2 separate regions of the Homo sapiens genome follow, and region 2 is linked to region 1. A link is an interaction called in ENCODE POLR2A ChIA-PET data of the cell type or tissue named here. Cell type or tissue: Panc1. All regions are shown on one strand. Links, peaks and the distances in the headings refer to the core of each region. The heading gives the core; the rest is flanking DNA.

Evidence for each region. ChIA-PET counts read pairs that join two places held together with the same protein. Peaks named below come from ENCODE experiments on the same cell type or tissue, not always from the same donor. Only the 100,000 strongest peaks of a DNase experiment are listed, where the experiment ranks them.
Region 2: POLR2A ChIA-PET joins it to region 1 with 23 read pairs; 2 of 35 experiments call an interaction of 5 or more read pairs at or near these places.

What each region holds. Positions count from the first base shown.
Region 1 is chr3:177,302,167-177,307,555 of GRCh38, forward strand. All of the region lies in intron 1 of LINC00501 (long intergenic non-protein coding RNA 501), which reads left to right. Among named protein-coding and RNA genes, the nearest start is that of LINC00501, 10 kb to the left of the region's middle. RefSeq lists a silencer at 3,202-3,402. In Panc1, for the core only: no CTCF peak of the experiment used is centred there; no DNase peak of the experiment used is centred there; H3K27ac peaks cover 2,296 bases.
Region 2 is chr3:177,404,912-177,410,300 of GRCh38, forward strand. No RefSeq gene overlaps it. Among named protein-coding and RNA genes, the nearest start is that of LINC00578, 34 kb to the right of the region's middle. In Panc1, for the core only: no CTCF peak of the experiment used is centred there; no DNase peak of the experiment used is centred there; H3K27ac peaks cover 1,433 bases.

The DNA of each region.
Region 1 (5,389 bases), core at 319-5,318:
GTAAAAATGAAAAGTAAATGTGAATCACCTAAAATACCACCACCTAGACACTGCCACAGTTAACACCGAAGGGACTTGCCTCTTTCTATGCATGCACTCAAATAGTGATATTGTATAAAAATGTCATCATGGCCTAAGTACTGTTTCTCAATAAAAACTGTTGAATTCAGTAGAAGAAAAATAAAATGAAACATAACTGGAGGAATTGTTGGACTTCAAAAAAAAATGTTTCTCCTCCCCAAGAAATATTTCCTAAATTATCCCTCTAAAGTTATAAAAGAGGTTGTGAAGAACATTTAAAAGTATTTTCCAGCTGGGCGTGGTGGCTCACCCCTATAATCTCAGCACTTTGGGAAGTCGAGGCGGGCGGATCACCTGAAGTCAGGAGTTCAAGACCAGCCTGGCCAACATGGCGAAACCCCATTTCTACTAAAAATACAAAAATTAGCCAGGTGTGGTGGTGCATGCCTGTAATCCCAGCCACTCAGGAGGCTGAGGCAGGAGAATTGCTTGAACCTGGGAGGCGGAGGTTGCAGTGAGCCGAGATAGTGCCACTGCACTCCAGCCTGGGTGACAAAGTGAGACTGTGTCTCAAAAAAATAAAATAAAATAAAATAAAATAAATAATTTTAAAAATAAAAATATTTTCCCCTCAATTTTAGGTAGTATAAAGTGTGAACATTAATACTCTTCCATCTTCTCTTTGCCCGTCTTCACTGGCTGTTAGTTATATTATTTTCAAGTTATCCAGATTTACAGTGTTTACTTTCTGTAATCATAGTTTTCATTGTTTTAGTATAACTTCTTGGTTTAAGTGGAAGTGTTGTTCCCCACCAGTCTTTGTACCATAGCTTCTCTGATCTTTACTTTGATTCACCTTTTATTTGTTTAGATTTCATTGTCACATATTTTTTCAAGAAGGGCACTTCAGTGATATTCCTAGTTCTTTTATGTTTAAAACTATCTGTTATGGTCTTTATACTAGAAAGATGCCATGACTGAATCTGTGCTCCGGAGTCACAGTTTCTTTTCTTATTTATTATTATTATTATTTTTTTGAGACGGGGTCTTGCTTTGTTGCCCAGGCTGGAGTGCAGTGGTGCGATCTTGGCTCACTGCAGCCTCCGCCTCCCAGGTTCAAGTAATTCTCCCACCTCAGCCTCTTGAGTAGCTGGGATTACAGGCGCACCACCACACCCGGCTAATTTTTGTATTTTTAGTAGAAACGGGGTTTCACCACGTTGACCAGGCTGTTCCCGAGCTCCTGACCTTAGGTGATCCACCCTCCTCAGCCTCCCAAAGTGCTGTGATTACAGGCGTGAGCCACCGTGCCTGGCCACCGTTTCTTTTCATTAGAATTTGTGAATGTGTCTCTAGTTTCTGCCATTGTATGTTACTAGGAATACCTGGGAAGCCAGTCTGATTTTTTTTCACCTTTGTATATATGTGCTAGTCAGGGTTCTCCAGAGAAACAGAACCAATAGGATGTGCATGTGTGTGCCTCTGTGTGTAATTTATTATAAGGAATTGGCTTATGCAACTATGAAAGCTGAGAAATCTCAAGACCTGGAGGCAGCAAGCTGGAGTCCCAGGAGAGCCAGTCTGAGTCTGAATCTGGAGTCCCGAGAACCAAGAGAACTGATGGTTCTAATAGTTCGGTCTAAATGCTAGCATGCTTGACACCCAGGAAGAACCATTGTTTTAGACCAAGTCGCAAGGCTAGAAAAGCTCTTGTAACCAGGCAGAAAGAATTCTCTTTTCTTCAGCCTTTTTGTTCTAGTCATGTCTTCAGTTGATTATTTACATTGGGGAGTGCAATCTGCTTTACTCGGTCTATAAATTGAAATGTGAATCTCACCCAGAAACATTTTGACAGACACACCCAGAATAATGTTTGAGCAGATGTTTGGGCACCTCATGGCCCAGTCAAGTTGACACATAAAATTAACCATTACAGTGGGCGATGTGCTTTCCTGGACATCTAAAGAATTCTTTCTTTGTACTTGATGTTCAGTGGTTACTAACTAAGGTAGTTTCTATATTGAGCATTCTATATACAATTTTCTTGGAACCGATTTGCATATCCAGATTTTTTTCCTTCACTTGGGGTGAGAGTGTGGAAATTTTTCTACTATTGTATCTTTCACCACAGCTTCTGGTGCATTTGTAGTTTCTCTAGCACAGAGAAGCCAACGATTATTAGTTGGAATTTTGATCCTTTATTTTTCCTTAATTTATTAGCATTATTTTTATTCTACTTGAATTCATATTTTATGCTTTATGATTTTATATTCAGTGGTATCTATTCTTCCTTGCCATGTTCTAGCTTACTGATTAGTCCTATGATGATATAGTTTCAGTCACATCTTTTTAATCTCATTCTGTGGTTTTATCATCTTCTCTTTGAGCTCACACTTTATTGAATTAATAGTCTCATTAATGTATGTTATGGCATGAAGCAAATTTTAATAATTTCCTTGGGATCTTTTTTTTTTTTTTTTTTTTTTTTGAGACGAAGTTTTGCTGTTGTCCCCCAGGCTGGAGTGCAATGGCACAATCTCGGCTCACTGCAACCTTCACCTCCTGGGTTCAAGCGATTCTCCTGCCTCAGCCTCCTGAGTAGCTGGGATTACAGGCGCCTGCCACCACGCCCGGCTAATTTTTGTATTTTTAGTAGAGAAGGGGTTTCACCATATTGGCCAAGCTAGTCTCGAACTCCTGACCTCAGATGATCCACCCACCTCGGCCTCCCAAAGTGCTGGGATTATAGGCGTGAGCCACCGCATCCGGCCTCCTTCTGATCTTTAAGTTGATTTTTCTTCAAGGTCTTTTCTGTCATTCCCTTTTTCCTCCCTCCCTCCCTCCCTCCCTCTTTCTCTCTCTCTTCTTTCCTTGTTTCTTTTCCTATAGTATGTTTTCAGAGCTTCCATTACATTTATTTTCATTTTTTTCCTGCTTGGTCAATTCTGTTCAGACTTGACTCTGTTATGATGTGGAAGACTTCTTGACTTGATTCCCACTGTATTCAATGTGGTTTTCCCTTGGCCAAGGGTTTGAATCTCAGTACTTTTTCTTCTGTTTATTTTAAGAAGCTAATATGACTTTGGGGGAGCTGAACTGAGGGTTAATAGCTGAGTTAAACCAGCTCTCTCTTGCTCCTCTCAGATTGTTGTCTTCCTTTCCCTAATCATTGCTTTTGGAAACACAGCATTAGGTCACACCCTTTTTCTTGTTGAGTTGTCTTTGGTGGATCCATGCCTAGGAGTTCTTAAATCTATGTTTTGCTCACGTTTCATTTCCTTTCATGTTTTCAGAAGTCTTAACCCAGAAATAGGAATCGTATGAGAGGAAACTGAAGAATTTGACTTGCATTTAAGTTAAAACAACTTTAAAAAAATTCAGGAAGCACCATCTCAAGGAAACTGTATTATACAGGGAAAGAGAACTGGACTGAGCATCAGATAACCTTAAATCCTAGCCCCAGCTGTAGTATATATAGCTGAAACTATTGAAGAGATATATATATGTGTGTGTGTGTGTGTGTGTATATATATATATTCCTTCAAAGAAGTGACTTCTCAGTTGCAAAATGAGTATCTACCATGACTACTTCATAGAGCTATTGTAAGCGTCAAATTAAATAATTAAATGAAAGGACTTTGTAAATAGCAAAGTAATATTCAATATAAGGTGTTGTCATTATTTTATTATGATTGTTATTACTAAATCTTTCCTTGTAGAAGATCATCATAAAGATGGTTAGATGAGAAGTTCTTTTTTTTTTTTTTTTTGAGACAAGAGTCTTGCTCTGTCACCAGGCTGGAGTGCAGCGGTGCAATCTCGACTCACTGCAACCTTCACCTCCCAGATTCAAGCAATTCTCCTGCCTCAGCCTCCCGAGTAGCTGAGATTACAGGTGCCTGCCGCCGCGCCTGGCTAATTTTTGTATTTTTAGTAGAGACAGAGTTTCACCATGTTGGCCTCGTGATCCACCCACTTTGGCCTCCCAAAGTGTTGGGATTACAGGCGTGAGCCACTGTGCCCGGCAGAGAAGTTCTTAGGAAGGGGGTTTAACAAGGTGAGGGGCGTAGCTTTCTGATTAAGTTACAAGTTTTCCCAAGCATTTACATTTTCCCTGTCCCTAGTCTAATAGAGAGAGGGATTGTGCCTAGTTTGAAAAATGTTTTTAGCTTATTCTGTATTCATCTCTCATCTCCCTTGAGAATTAATAGGTTTAGACATTTATGCACCTAAAGACAGATGACTAAGTTTCTCATATAACTGTATGTTGTTGTACATGTTGGCTAAGTGCCCAAGTAATTCTTGCATTACAAAAGAGTTAATAGTATTAATCATACTTTAATATTTTTATGATTCATTTTGGATTTCAAGAGATTTGCACTGTTGTTTTTAATTTTGATTACGATTCTTTTCAAAACATAGGCATGAAAAATATTTTCTCTACTGACCTGAAAGAGAAGAAATATGGAAGCTTGGACCACAAGATTCAGTAGTGAAATTTGTTTATAATACTACTTAAAACTGAAGCATTCAAACAAAATGATTTATTTGCTTATGAGTTTTATTTTGAAAACAAAAACTAAATTTTTATTCAGTCTATATAGCATTACTGAATTTTGTAATCCTTCCATTTTAAATATGCATATTTTAAAAAAGCAATTGACACATGGGTCTAGGTGACATACCCTCATACATGCTAAGAATTAAAATAAGGCTGGGCGTGGTGGCTCACATCTGTAATTCCAGCACTTTGGGAGGCCAAGGCAGGTGGATTACAAGGTCAGGAGTTCGAGACCAGCCTTGCCAACATGGTGAAACCTCGTCTCTACTAAAAATACAAAAATTAGCCGGGCGTGGTGGCATGCACCTGTAATCCCAGCTACTTGGGAGGCTGAGGCAGGAGAATTGCTTAAACCTGGGAGATGGAGGTTGTAGTGAGCTGAGATCACACCACTGCACTCCAGCCTGGGGGACAGAGCAAGACCTCGTCTCAAAAAAAAGAAGAGTAAAATACAAAAGTAAAATACACTCATTGATATCATTGATTTTGCATTCCACTTCATTCATGCTTTTAAAATATTCTTGGTCTGGTAGAAGCAGTGCTTAATTGAAGAGTTTTAAAAAGAAACCATTTATATAGTGTCTATAATTTTAATTTTAGTTTATAAATTGATTATTCTGCTTTTGCATTCATTTAGCCTACTGTAATAAAAATTTTATAAAATAATTATTGCTGTGTAACTTTGAAACTCAATTACAGCTGCAGAAATGGAGTACTGAGATACCAAGTCGGGGAGCAAACAGTTGTAAATATCAGCTTGAGATGGAGTGCTGGTACAGAATGTAAGATTACATTTACATGTAGAAA
Region 2 (5,389 bases), core at 153-5,152, 100 kb after region 1:
GCTTTGGTAATCTGTGGGGACAATGGGTTAATTAACCCCTTTATTTTCAACAAGTACAATCTATTTTTTGGCAAGAATTAATGTTTTATATTCAATGTAGAAGAAAAGGAATGGTGGACAGTTCTCTAGCAATTTTCTAAGGCTAGAGGAGAGAGGTGAATTTCCTTGTGCACAGACGGAAAATACTCTTAGCTCAAATCACCATTCCAGAGATGTGATTAGGCAGAGAATGAAATTTTACAATATTTACCTCTTTGATTTTTTCATTTGCAGTCTAGCATCAGCTCAGTGTACGTATCAGTTTTCATCCTTAAATGTGCATGAAACCAAACCAGGGGTTTTGCAGAGTTCTAATTGCTGTATGATTTGATGTTACTGTGCAGTGAAGCTGTGCTAGTTAATTGTTTTCCTGACTGAATTTCCATCTCCCCCCAACATCCTCCCCCATTGTGCCTGAAGGAGCCTATAAAGCTAAAAACAAACACACAAAAATCTCTCAGAAGAGCATCTTTCATTTTCAGAAGTGTCATTTGCAATGGGTAGCAGCCTAGTCATAATACGGGCAATAATGATGACAGATAATTGTAATCCTTAAGTGGTTTCAGCTTATGGTTATTAGGGGAGGGAGCAAAGTGAGGATGGGTGAGCGGGAGAAAAATATAGTTCACTCTGCCTTAATTGTCTTTTTTAGCATTTCCAACAATAGAATGAAAAAGTCACCTCTTTGCATTTCCTGCTAGGTTGTGTTCTAGTTTTGATATAAGGATTTGAATTATAGTCCACTGGTACATTGTGTGATAGGTCACATGGTTATTGGAGGAAAAATCATGGAAACAAACTAGATATTTGATTAACCACTTTAGATAATGATCGATCTCTAGGGCTTCCTGTACACTGTCTTTTTCACGCTAACCAACAGCTCAGGCGATAGATAAACAATAGCCTTCTGTAATAAATAATTGCATTACACAATGCTAGTTAAATTTAGAAATCACTATTTTATTGCATTTTTCACTCATAAAGCATAGTGTCAAATAGTAATTGAGATTGAGTTAAAGTCTCCTAATGCTTTGCTTCAAAATCTAATCCAGGAATCGTTTCTCTCTGAAGACCTATAGAAAGAGATCCCATGGGTAATAATGGATGACTGAAGAAGACAAGGATGGGAAGGTGGGGAAGGGAGAGAAAAGGAAAAAGGTCTAAATGAGATTGGAGGGGAGGGAGGGAGTTCAGAGAAAATAAAAAGCTTGATGTGGCAGCTTGCCTCTTTCGAATCCCAGTAAACCATTTTAATGGAAATGGGTGGTAGGCAAGGAAGAGCTCGATTGGAAAAGGCTAGGAAGCAGGCCCTGTGTCCTCAGGAGAGCAAACTGTCTTAGACAATAAGATGGGAGATTTATTACAAAGAAACGAAATGTGCTGCTTCCCTCTCCCTGGTGTTTCTAAAGCCCTTAGCTTGACAGGAGAATGTAGGCTCCATCTAGTTCTAGTGGCTTCAGGAACATCACTGGCTGCTTTGAGACTGTCTACTTGCTTTGAATCAATTATCTTCCTGCCCCCATACCCAAGGATAAGCTGTATCCCCCCATTCCTTAGGTAATTCCATCACCATCTCCAAGACAAATGAAGGTCTCCCAGGTAGCCAGAAGTAGACTTGGGGAAATGGAGCTACGTTACATTAATTTTATAATTGGAAGATGTACCCTCATCCCAGTACAGCGAGTCATAATCAGTACTTGCAGCACAGCTATCTGGAAGGATAATACATTCCATTAAAAAAGATGTAGCAAACATATTTTGAACATTTTTTTAAACCAACTCCAATAAATGTGTTTTCATTATTATAGCTCAAAATATAACTGGGAAAGTAAGACCCACCTGGAAGGGAAAAGAATCAAATGAAGTCCAACTGGGTAAACAAGGAAAGTAAAACCTGAAATTGATTCTGCAAAACTGTTTAAGTTATGTGGTCTTTGAAGGATTGTTCTTCCTTCCCTGGAGTATCTGACACTGTCTCTTAAGTCAACCAGAGAGATGTGAGAACTCTGGTATTAGCTCAAAACTACTATGGCTAGCTGAGTCTACAATTTACCTCCTCTTCTCCCCAAAATGGAATAAGTGCTGCCATTTTCTGCTCATAATTACGTTTTACCTACTCTTCAGGTTCAACTCAAGTTCTATCTCTACTCTAACAAACCCCACTCTCAGTGTCCTATTCCTTCTTTGAACTTTTATTGCTAATACGAAATGCTTTGATTATAAGGATGCTGTAATTTGTAATAAGCTTATATTCTCAACTAAATAGTGAGTTATTTGAGGGCATCAATCATGTCTTAGTTTGTGTGTGGGGTGGGGAGGGTGTTTCACCCACAAACTTAACACAATAATGAACTCATGGATGTTGATGCTTAAATGTTTGTTGGTTGATTGATTCAGAAACATGAAGGTCTTTTATGGATATTTCCAATGTAGCATAGGAAATTTTCCATGGCAGGTATCATCATTTAGAAGGAGTGTTGGAGTGACCATGTATCTTTGAGCTCCAGATCACTGTCTAGGCATGGGGTGAAGTGCACATCAGCCTGTCAATCAGTATCCAAATGGGGGACCCCTGAGCACAGAATTTAGAGTGGATTTGCTTCCACAACCTGAGTCAGGCTCTGACCAGACCTCTTCTCATAAGATTCCCCTGATCCAAATTTACCTTTTTCATGTGCATCCCTTTCCTCTGCTGACCACTTGGAACAGACCAATCAACCTGGCTGTGCTATGTCTGTGTTACTGAATCAATAAAAAAGTTGAATGACTTGAACAGGGGTAGCTTTGGGAACATTAAGGGGGCCCTTGAAAGTGAAATCACTTAATAACTTGTAGACATAGGATAAACTTTGTACCTAAAAGCTTAATTATGATTTGGAGCGACACACTGCATATCAGTGGGGCAAACCAATGCAAAAACATAGGCTGCTTTTATGTGTATATGATCATGTCTTATAGGATGTTGCACTCTGGAAGGATGGATTCAAGAATGTGTGGGTCATGCTAATAGAAGTCTCAGATTCAAACTTTTACTGGCATCATCAATGGAAACTCAGTGCTCCAAAGTTCTTCTCTCATTGGCAGGGCCCCCAGCATGGTTCAAGTAATCTCTGGGGGTGGTCATTATAGTTCCTCTCTTTGCTAACAGGAGGTCATCATTCACCCTTTCTGACCATATTGCAGTTTTGCTAGTTGCTCTGTTGCTACCACCTTTTAATCACAGGGTTCCCATAAACACTGCCTTGTTGATTGAGTCTGGGCTTTTCTCTGATTGAGATTCAGAGACTGGAATGGGTGTCACATGTCTCCTCCAATTCATAAAAAGGCAACTTATTGTTTGAATATTGTTCATTCATTCACTTGGCACCTGATTCTATAAGACATTAGTGACAGTATAATAAATGAAGGAAAGGAGAAAATACATAGCTGTAGAAATCAGGACCAAAGAAGGATATGGGTAGGAAACTAATAAAGCAAGAAGTGAGCATAGTATACCAAAACACATATTGCAGACATATGGCCCTGCAGAGTTTTTAGATGTAGGATATTAATTTGGCTTAAAAATTCCTAGCAGCCGTAACAAAGATGGAAACCAAACAGGTATAGAATTCACTACATTCACATTTACAAACAAAGCAACTATTTAGGGATACAGCTTTTCTTGACACTCAGCAACAATAAATGTTTCCCCATGGGTTTGGGTAAGGTGGACACTGTGTCAACGTAGAGGATGATGCCTTCAACAGCATCTTTGTGTTAGATTCCTTTTGTCCTTCAGTGTTAGATTATACTGTCCTTCAGTGTCAAGCTGATGGCTGTACAGCTTGCTCGTGCTCTTGCTTGATCCAAAGCTTAAATTTGAAATGTCTGGGAGAATTGACAGACTGCAAATTCTCCAGGCACCTTTCCATCAGTATTATTTTGGGCAAGTGCTTTCTACCTGTCTTAACTCCTAAGAGGCAGTATAGTGAGTAGTTAAACCTGCAGGCTCTGGAATCGGACTACCTGAGTTCAAGTCCCAGCTCTGCTATTATTACCTTCAGTTTCTTTATCATGAAAAAAGGATAATACATACCACATAGACATGTTATCAACATGACATGAGGTAATGCTTTTTATTATTTTCTTTTTTTTAATTCTTCCTATGTTGCCCAGGCTGGTCTTGAACTCCTGGGCTCAAGCGATCCTCCCGCCTTGGCCTCCCAAAGTGCTGGGATTATAGGTGTGGGCCACCATGCCCAGCTGAGGTGATGTATATAAAGTGCTCAGCACTGAGAGTGCTCAATAAATATAAGCCACTGCAGTTAGACTACAAACAGTGGCTTTACCATCAAAGTGCCTTCTGAGCGACATATTGCTCCTTTTTTGTTTGCCCTCTCTCTTCTTTCAGTGGTAGGAAGATTATCAGAATGCCCCCATAAGTCATTGATGCTTCTTGCTGATATCCAGACAGGATCCCTTAATTGAGCTTGACCTCTTATCCCCCTAGAACGGACAGGTTTTCTATTTGGCATCCACAGCAGGCATTGAAGGGATAGCCCCATTTTCCTCCAAACCTGAGTTTTTCAGTTCCCTTCATTCCGCATGATGTGTTCTAACTCCTTTTGTAAAGGAAACTCTGGCTAATCTACCTTGACCCACCTACATTCCTGAGAGGCGCATGGAGTGTAAGGCTTCTTTTGAGATTCTTGATATTCACATACTGGTAGACCCCCTTAGGGCTAGAGGTTGCATATGTGGCCTCAGAGTTCAGTCAGCACAGCATCACAGTATTTTGTAATAAATGTGAAACCTTTCAGGACACGTGCTCTCTAATTTCCACTGTTCTCACCAAGGCTTGCGTTCATGCAGTCAATATAGGCAGAGCCACAGTGGAGTTGTGACATAAAGGAAAAATCAGTATGCTATTGATCCTGTCTGTATTTAAAAAATTGATATTTTGGCTGGGAACGGTGGCTTATGCCTGTAATCCCAGCACTTTGGGAGGCCGAGACGGGCGGATCACGAGGTCAGGAGATCAAGACCATCCTGGCTAACATGGTGAAACCCTGTCTCTACTAAAAATACAAAAAATTAGCCGGGCGTGTTGGCGGGGCACCTGTAGTCCCAGCTACTCAGGAGATTGAGGCAGGAGGATGGCGTGAACCCAGGAGGCGGAGCTTGCAGTGAGCTGAGATCGCACCACTGCACTCCAGCCTGGGAACAGAGGGAGACTCCGTCTCAAAAAAAAAAAAAAAAATTGATATTTTGTTAAAAATACATAGATTTTTACATTAATTTTGTTTTATTGAAATGTTATTTATCTTGATCACCAAGTTTTTGGTATCCCCTAAAATTTTGCACCTAAGGC